Linked DNA regions of Homo sapiens: region 1 is linked to region 2. The links are chromatin contacts, found by POLR2A ChIA-PET in ENCODE. All regions are on one chromosome and are shown on one strand. Each heading gives the region's core, a stretch centred on a gene start or an enhancer-like site at or near the end of the contact. The rest is flanking DNA. Distances are from core to core; before and after follow the strand shown.

The links. ChIA-PET counts read pairs that join two places held with the same protein, here RNA polymerase II (POLR2A).
Region 1: POLR2A ChIA-PET joins it to region 2 with 12 read pairs in A673. The contact joins the promoter of KDM5B here to the enhancer-like site in region 2. POLR2A ChIA-PET finds 5 or more read pairs at or near these places in 2 of 52 experiments (A673 and MCF 10A).

Annotation. Positions count from the first base shown.
Region 1 is chr1:202,807,171-202,810,545 of GRCh38, reverse strand. KDM5B (lysine demethylase 5B) reads left to right here and starts at 2,125. Exons shown (of 27, transcript NM_006618.5): 1 at 2,125-2,444. The coding sequence starts at 2,241. It overlaps LOC124904583, which reads left to right. Exons shown (of 3, transcript XM_047439549.1): 3 at 1-308. RefSeq lists silencers at 2,111-2,320, 2,351-2,550, 2,951-3,070, 3,171-3,240.
Region 2 is chr1:202,278,120-202,282,993 of GRCh38, reverse strand. It overlaps LGR6 (leucine rich repeat containing G protein-coupled receptor 6), which reads right to left. Exons shown (of 18, transcript NM_001017403.2): 6 at 2,142-2,213. Among named protein-coding and RNA genes, the nearest start is that of UBE2T, 61 kb to the left of the region's middle. Within about 2 kb of position 1,478, at least 5 of the 41 ENCODE cell types and tissues checked have a DNase peak (open chromatin) inside an H3K27ac peak, as active enhancers do.

The sequences.
Region 1 (3,375 bases), core at 876-3,375, 530 kb before region 2:
GAGGGAATCGTAGGACGCAGCTGAGAATTGGGAAAGATTTTCTTAGGCTTGTTCTTCCTGTCCATCTCAGTTAAATAATAATCATAACTCATGTAAGTCTAGAATTTGTCTCAAAGTTATGCCTACCTGGCTCGTAGGATGCCAACGTTAGGAGTGAAAATAGTCAACGCTCTCCCGAGAGAGCACATGACACTACATGAGCTTCATCAAGACCCTCGGAGGCCCAGAATGCGCACCAAAGAGCCATCGACGATAATTCTTCTACCCAACTTTTATTTAGTATTATTAAATATTCAGTAAAGTTAAAAGAAATTTGCATCAAATTCCTCTATACCCACTACCTAGATTCTATTATAACTTGCCACATCGCATATCTATCTTGCACTGATAATTCTTTTAATAGTGTATTAGCTGTCCCCTGGGCTTGACTCTCCATTGCAGTAGGGAGCAGGAAAAGACTCCAGGTCCCAAAGCCCTGGAGAGCTAAGAAAAGGAATACGTTCTCCCAGGACCACTGTGAACTCTTTCCTGGGCCCGGTACCTCTGGGAAAAATTTGTTGAAGGGAAGGCGGTTTTCTTCTCCCCCCACGCCCATCCCCCCTTTTAATTGAAGACTTCTTAAGCATAAGAGATTTCCTTCCACTAGGTGAATCTGAAAGCGAACTAAGATCTTGACAAACATTCCTTGCATACGTTTGGCAGCTTTCTGGATGAAAGAGGTCATTTCAATGTTGACGTTCTACTTTTTGAGCTTCCTCCTTTTTTCTGAGGCTGCTGGACACTACCCCCCCACCCCCGTCCCCCGTCTCCCGCCAAAAGAAAAAAGGCGCCTCAAAAGTGTTCGTATCTCTTAAAGTTCGTTAACCTCTTTGCCTCCGTTGCCTGCTCTGCAAAATGAGGATAATATCGTACCTACTCAATATGGTGGTTGTGAAGACTCAGTGAGCTAATACATGCAGAGCGTTTAGAGCAGTGCTTTACACACAGTAGCATTAAATAGCGGCTATCACCCATAAGCACATAACTCCCAGATTTATATCTCCAATTCTGATCTCGCCCCTTCAGATTTATACCCTTCAGTCTGTTGAAGGATACCCCGTTGTGTATTTCTACCTGTATGTACCAGAGACACCTCAAATTCAAAATGTCCAGAAATGAACACAGTATCTTCTTCCCTTGAGTAACTCGCCTTCTGTATATAATTGGGGTGAATGTTCCAGCAATGCCAACGGGCTAGCATCTACTCAGGCAGGTACGCCAGACATCTGAATCTTAATACCTCGTCGTCCCCCCTCAATCTGTCACTATGTCCTAATTTTATTTCCTACCTTTGCATCCCTTCCTCATAATTATCAGCACCACTGCCTTAATTTAGATCCTATCATTCCTTGTCTGGATTATTTCAAGTCTTTCGCCCCTCTCAAGTCTGACCTCGTCATAGACTGTTTGTGGATGATTATTTTCCCTGCAACATCTCCACCTCCCAATAGTCTCCATCACTTATTAGCCATGTGAATTATGGCAAATTGCTTAACCTACCTATGCCTCACTTTCCTTATTGTAAAGTGGAAATAAGAGTACCTATCTCATAGGGTTGTGTGATTAATCATGCGATGCAATTAGAACAGTGCCTAGGATATGAAAGTGCCCCAAAATGTTACGTTATTATTATTATTACTACTATTGCCTTCTCATGAACATGCTATGTGTATGTTCAAGCTGTTATCTCTACTGGAAAATCCTTCTCCGTTTCCAATACTCTTTCCAAAACCCCCTCCTGGGTTTTACTGCACCTACCATTGTGTACTGACGTGATTGAATGATTGGCTTATGGGACTGATCCTTTCTACCAGACTTAACTTCTTCAGGGCAGGAACTCTGATACATAGTAAATGGTCAATAAAAGTTGGCTCAACTGAAACCCTAAGGATAAACTCCATCCACAGCGGAAGGCGCGGCCCCGCCCGATTCGGGGGCGGGGCGGGGAGCCGCGCGCGGAGGGTGGGTCGATGGGGGTGGGGTGGGACTCTTTTTCCTCGCCGTGGCGGCGGAGGCGCACGGCGTGGGCTTGCGGCGAGACGTCGTCGTCGGAGGCTGAAAAAGCCCAAGGTGCTGCCGTTGCCCGTACAACTCGGACTTGCTGTTGCTCGAGCCGCGTCTGCACGGGTCTCGGACCGAGCGGAGCTCGCAGCCTCGGTCCCGGAGCCCACCTTCGCCTCGCCCTTGCCCAGCCTGCGGTGATGGAGGCGGCCACCACACTGCACCCAGGCCCGCGCCCGGCGCTGCCCCTCGGGGGCCCGGGCCCGCTGGGCGAGTTCCTGCCTCCACCCGAGTGCCCGGTCTTCGAACCCAGCTGGGAAGAGTTCGCGGACCCCTTCGCTTTCATCCACAAGATCCGGCCCATAGCCGAGCAGACTGGCATCTGTAAGGTGCGGCCGCCGCCGGTGAGTCACGCCAGCACCCCGGATCCAGCTCGTGGCTGGGGGAGGGAGCGGGGACGCGCGGGTCCGGGGAGGCCCGAGGCGCGGGGGGCGGGGAGCCGGTCGCCCCGCCGGCCTCGTCAAGTTTGGGGCTGCCTAGAAGGTCGGAGTTGAGGCCGGGGGAGGAAGACGGGGGCTTCTCCAGGGTGGGAGATGAGGAGCGTGGGAGAACCGGGGGCTTCGGCGGTGCCATGGGAGGGCCGGGTCGCCGCGGGGCTCGGGCGGCCGGGTGCGGAGGTTCGGGTTCGGTTCCGGATGGAGTGATGGCAGGAGCCGGGGGTGGTCGCGGGGGAGTTTCCTCACGGAGCCTGGCGGAGGCGCGGGCTGGAGGGAGGACTGTGGGCCCGGCGAGGCTCGGCAGGCTGGTCCTCGCCTCCGCTCCCGGGGTGCGGGGGTGTGTGATGGGGTGGGGTGGGGGTGGGGGACTTGCGAGTTGTCGTGCGAGGAGGAAAGTTTTCAATATGGCGGCGGGAGCCCCTGGTCCTTTGTGTGGTGGCGGCGTCGGCCCGGAGCGGCCCTCACCTGGGCGCCCCACCCTCCAGACCAGGGCACCCCTCCACCGCCTGGTCCCCGGGCCTCCAGGTGTCCCCCGGGCCGGGGTCAAGAAGGGGGCGGCCAGCGCTGGCTGGGGGCGGGGAGGAGCCGCGGGTCCAGCCCCGGAGCGGATGTTTGTGGGGGGCGTTAGTGTCTGGGGGACACTTTTGGGGCGGCGGGGGCAGGACGGGCGGCGGTGGGCCCCGATGCCCGCCCGCGCTCCCGAACGCGCACACTCCCGGCTTCTTCTGGCTCAGCCGCTCGGCTCCCCGGGGAGGCCTGGGCTGTGCTGGTGGGGATGGGGTCCGGGCGAGGCCGTGTTTGTAGGGGAACGTCAGACGGAGAGACCTCCGAAGATTTC
Region 2 (4,874 bases), core at 229-2,728:
CTGGTAGAAGTGGCACTGTACCCCAGGCTGTCTGATGCCAAGGGCTTTGCCACCAGGCTCCTAGCCTTGGCTTTCCCATTGGTAAAGTGGGTGCAGGCCCTGGGCTTTGTGTGATGGAATCAAGTGCTCCTGTAGATGAAAGGTACAGTGGGCGCTTAGCGGCAGGATTGCTCTGTAATTCAGCCAGCATCAGCTGAGCCAAATGCCCTGCGCGGCAATCCAGTGGCTAATTGAGAAAGAATTAGGCAGTGTGCCCCAAAAGTGAAGAAACAGCTGCTAGTTGGTTTTTTAGAGGCGCCAACACATAGTCAGTGTATGTACCCCCTCCCCACCTGATTTCCCAGCAAAGCTAACAGCGCCCACACTCCAGGGTTCATGGCATTGGACTCCCTCCTGCCCTGCTCATCCATGGCAACTCCAAACACTGCCCTAAAAGCTCTTATATCTCCTGAGGGAAGGTGGCTGTGGGCACACAGGCTTTTGCAGGGTAATGAGCACCATCTCTTACATCTAGGATTCCCCCAAACAGCTGGCACATAGCAGGCTCACACAGTTCACATTTGACCCAGACAAAAGAGGACAGCAGGCTCTCCCCCAGGGACTTTCATGTATGTTTTCTCATTAATGCACCCTAGATCTGCTCTGTCTCTAACTGAGGGAGTAACTCTGGGCAGGCCATGACACCTCCCCGGACATCAATTTTCTCAGATGTTGATTGAGTGGGCTAGACTGTCCAGAGTTAACTGCCCAGCTGTCTATGACAGCTAGAGAGGGAGGAACATGTAGCCCAAGTCACGCACAGTGGCAGGAAGAGGTTCCAATTTTCCTGCCTCCAGGCTGGGGCATGTCCCCCACACCTCAGTCCTCAGTCTTCCGGAGGGTGAGCATGCCGGCAAAGCTGGGCTGGCTCTGCCATTTCTCCCGCTTCAGGCTAAGCCCAAGAAAGCAGCCACACTTCTGGGTCTTGTGCCCACAGGAAAAAAGAGTGGAGCTTGGGTCTCAGCCTCCCTATTACTTTTCCCTGCACCACCACAAATGCCATTAGCCCAGGCCTCCTGGGATAAGTTTTCCCAAATGGTTTTCCCCAGTACATTGCTTCCCAGATCACAGCTTGACTCAGCATTTTCTCCTCTGCTGCTTCGGATTCTTGAAAACCCCTCACCTCAGGATTGATGTCCTGGGGTATATGTGGGAGGGGGTGGAGAATAAGGGGGGTTGGTTATGGAGGGCAAGGTGGAGCAAGTGGGGGGTAAGAGAAACTGTGAGCATCCCCCTGACACCATGAGCTCTACCCCAACCTCAGTGGCTCATACTTGGTGACCTGGGGGTCCTTCTCTCCCCATCGACCCTCTCCGAGGCCTGTACCAGGTGGCCATGGCAGCCAGCTCCCTCATGGATGCTGAGGGACCCCAGCTGGCAGAAACGGCCACACTTGGAGAGCCCAGCCAGTTGTTTGCTCAAGTGGGGCCCACTCAGCCCACTGTGTGGGGACTGGCAGGACTCCACAGGAAATGATGGGAGGGTTTGGGTGTATTCTGACCTTAACTGAATTCCAGGATGATGATGTGTGAATAATATGGCTTTTTGAGAGTCAACAGCTTGGGTGCTTCTTATAGTAAGGCTAGAGTGCTCAATGGGCCATCTCCCCATTAATCATTTAGCTAGTTCGATCAATTGGCAAACAGTCCCAGCATTACTCTGCAGTATTACTCTTCCTTCTGTCAGCAGCCACCCTTACACAGATGTCAAAACTGCCATCAAGTCAGCCCCAGCCCCACCCCCATGCCTTCTATTCCCCGGGCTTCATATTTTAATTCCTTGAGCTTCTTGCAGTTCCCATTTCTGTCCAGAATTTTCATTATTTTGGTGGTCTCTGCCCACAGGGAGATCCCAGGTTCCTACTCCCTGGGCCATTCTGAACTCCCAGAGGGCACATTCTGACCACCTGAAGGAGGAAGAAATTCATTCTCAGTGATATTCCAGAGAAAGTGCCAGGGAGGGGCATGTGGGTAAACAAGCCCGGGGCCAGACCCCAGCATCCCAGGACTGCTGGCTCTTCCCTCTGTGTGCTCCCTCCACTCCAAGACTCCAGGCTTTCATCACCAGGCAGGACAGAGTTTGACCAAGACCTCAAAACTCACAGTGTCTCCAGATTGTGCAGCCCCTCGAAGCTGTGGGTCCCCAGATGCTGGATGCGGTTGTTATGCAAATGCCTGCACGGGAAGGAAAGACGCATCAGAATGGGTGCCCACGGCACTGGGGCCAGGGGATGGAAGAGCACATGGTGGCATGGGGAAAGTGTAGGCAGAAGCATGGACAGAATGACCCTAATGGTCCATCCGTTTGTTTCCAGGAACAAACTGACTGGCCAAGACTGACTTCTGAAGCCACAATCTCCAAGGCTGGATTGACCACAGGCTACCCCATATTGATTTCCTATTAAAGGAAAAAGGGAGAGGAGAGCCTCAGGCCAAGGCTAAAGCAAGTTCCCCCTAAGCTCTAGAAGACAGGTCTGATGTCAGAGGGGCTCAAGTCTGAGGCTTCTTCTATGGCTGGGCTCCCCAGGACCCAGTCTGCCTGACTCAGTGGCCAGACGTACTTATGGGAGCCAACAGCAAACCACTGCAGTCAACATATAATTAAAGGCGAAGCTTTCTGTTACAACTGGAGAGAGCTACAGACACACTCAGAGAACAGGCAGATTGGTGAGGCCAGAGGAATCGAGGCAGGCTTTATAGAGGTGGTGATCCAGAGCAGGGCCTTGAAGGACAGGTGAACTGAACAAGCAGAAGGAAGGGCATTCCAGGCAAAGGGGGACCCGAAGTGATGCAGCTTGAACAACTGGACAGAGCTATCCAAGCATAAGCCGGAAAAAAACAACATTACATGGAAATTATGAAAACATACAACAGGGAAACAGAAAGCCAGAAGAAAGAGGATGCAAAAGACAGGCAAAGTTTTAAGCCTAGAAGAAAAGATGACTAATGAACCAGGAACACAAGGAAATTTATCACAGTAGCCTTCTGCTACAAAACAATCCAATAAAACAACATTTCAAAGATGAATGTTCTTAAGTGAAAGGAAAAATGACACAGTAGATTAAGGAAATAAGTTGAGGACCAACACTACATCACTTGAAAAAATGAGTCAATAAATTTAAAACAAGGGACAGTGCAGACACTGCTAAAAATTGAATTGGTGTCGGAGAGAAAACCTGAGATAATCATGGTGACTATGGTTGAATGAGACAAAAATGTTAAAACAAAAACTAAATGCTGAAGACATAAAGGTGATTTAACACAAACATAATTGATGTTTCTGGAGCAGAGAATCCAAAAATGAGACTGAAGATGTATTCAAAGACATAACACAAAAGAAATCTCTAAGATGATGAAAGAATGGAAGCTGCAGCTCAAAAGCATACATTGTTCCAGGATAATTAGATGCTGACTATTCCATACTGTGACATATCCTAGTTAAACTATTAAATTCAAGAATTTAAAAACATCTTCAGGCAGAAGAAGGAAATCACTGACAAGGGGAAGAAAATCAGGCTGGCCTCCAAGATGTTGTTCAAATATAAAGGCAATGGGCAGGCCTCACCCAACATAGATGGGTAAGGACGGGACTCCTGCGAGCCTGGGGATTTAAAGCTTCTGTCTGTCTTCCCCATCCTTACCCACCTGCTCCATGAAGTTCCGTTTCAGGAGACAGACTCCTGTCCCCAGGGAGCTTCTGATCCAAAGGGGAAAACACTGCCTTCTGGGAGTGATCTCCCCTTACTGAGGAGTTTTAATTTTTCCCATTTCCTTCACACCTATAAACCAATTGTCATCAAACTCTATCATTCCTCTTACCTGCTGTTGAACTCCTGTCTCCATTTTCCACCCCCTTCTGCCTCCCCCAGTATCTCAGGTCCAGGCCATCTCAGCTAAACATCCAGCTCCAGGCCTCCAATTCCCTCCCCTAAACCACTCATTCAACCCTGGTGTCTTGGGCACCCCAAATGGTCCAGTCTGGGAGAGGTGTTGAGGTATATAGTCCAGATAAAGAGACAAGATTACACACATGACACCACTGCTGTCCAGCTACGTGCTACCTAAGGGTCCTGTTGGTGCCAGAGCAGTGGTGAGGGAGATTCCACATGTGGCAGAGCAGCCCGATGATGAAAGCTCAGGGTTGGGGTTGAAGAGAAGCCCCTTCTCCTCCACCCTGCTTGCCTGCTCACACCTCCAGCCAGGCCCCTGTACAACCCTTGATTTTAACCAAATATCTTTTTTGCTTCCCATCATATCCAGTCTTCCTTACCTTCCTCTTGGGCCTTCCTACAGCTCATCCTGTAGTCCCTGGACAGCATTCCCCAGCCTCCTGTCCACTTCACAGGTCACCTCCTGCTAGAAGCCTCTCTCCTCCATCCCATGAGTTGGAGGCAGGTGAGGGATGAAGGGGTAATGTTTCTAACCTCTCCCCATGCAAAGGGACCAGTTTTTCTCTATCAGCTTTGCTCCCGCACCAGTAGGTTTTCTTTCCTTAGTCCCTTGTCCCTCCTTGTCCTCAGTGGGCCTTCCCCTCAATCTCTCCTAGATCTATAACAGGCCTGACTTATAGGCCAATTCCTTGGCTCCCACCCAAACCTTGGAGTCACCCATGACTCCCCTTCTTCTTGGTCTTCTACCCTCTGAAAATCTCTCAATCAGGTCAATTCTTCCTTCAAAACAGCCCTCACAGTCATGCCTTCCCTTCCATCCCTTCTGCCACCTCCTTAAACTACTGGACTTTGATACCAAGAACCTCTGAACTGACCTTCCTGTCTCCAGTCTGCCTCGGTTCCAATCCAGCCTTCAAATTAATCTTCCTAAAATACTCCCTTTTAA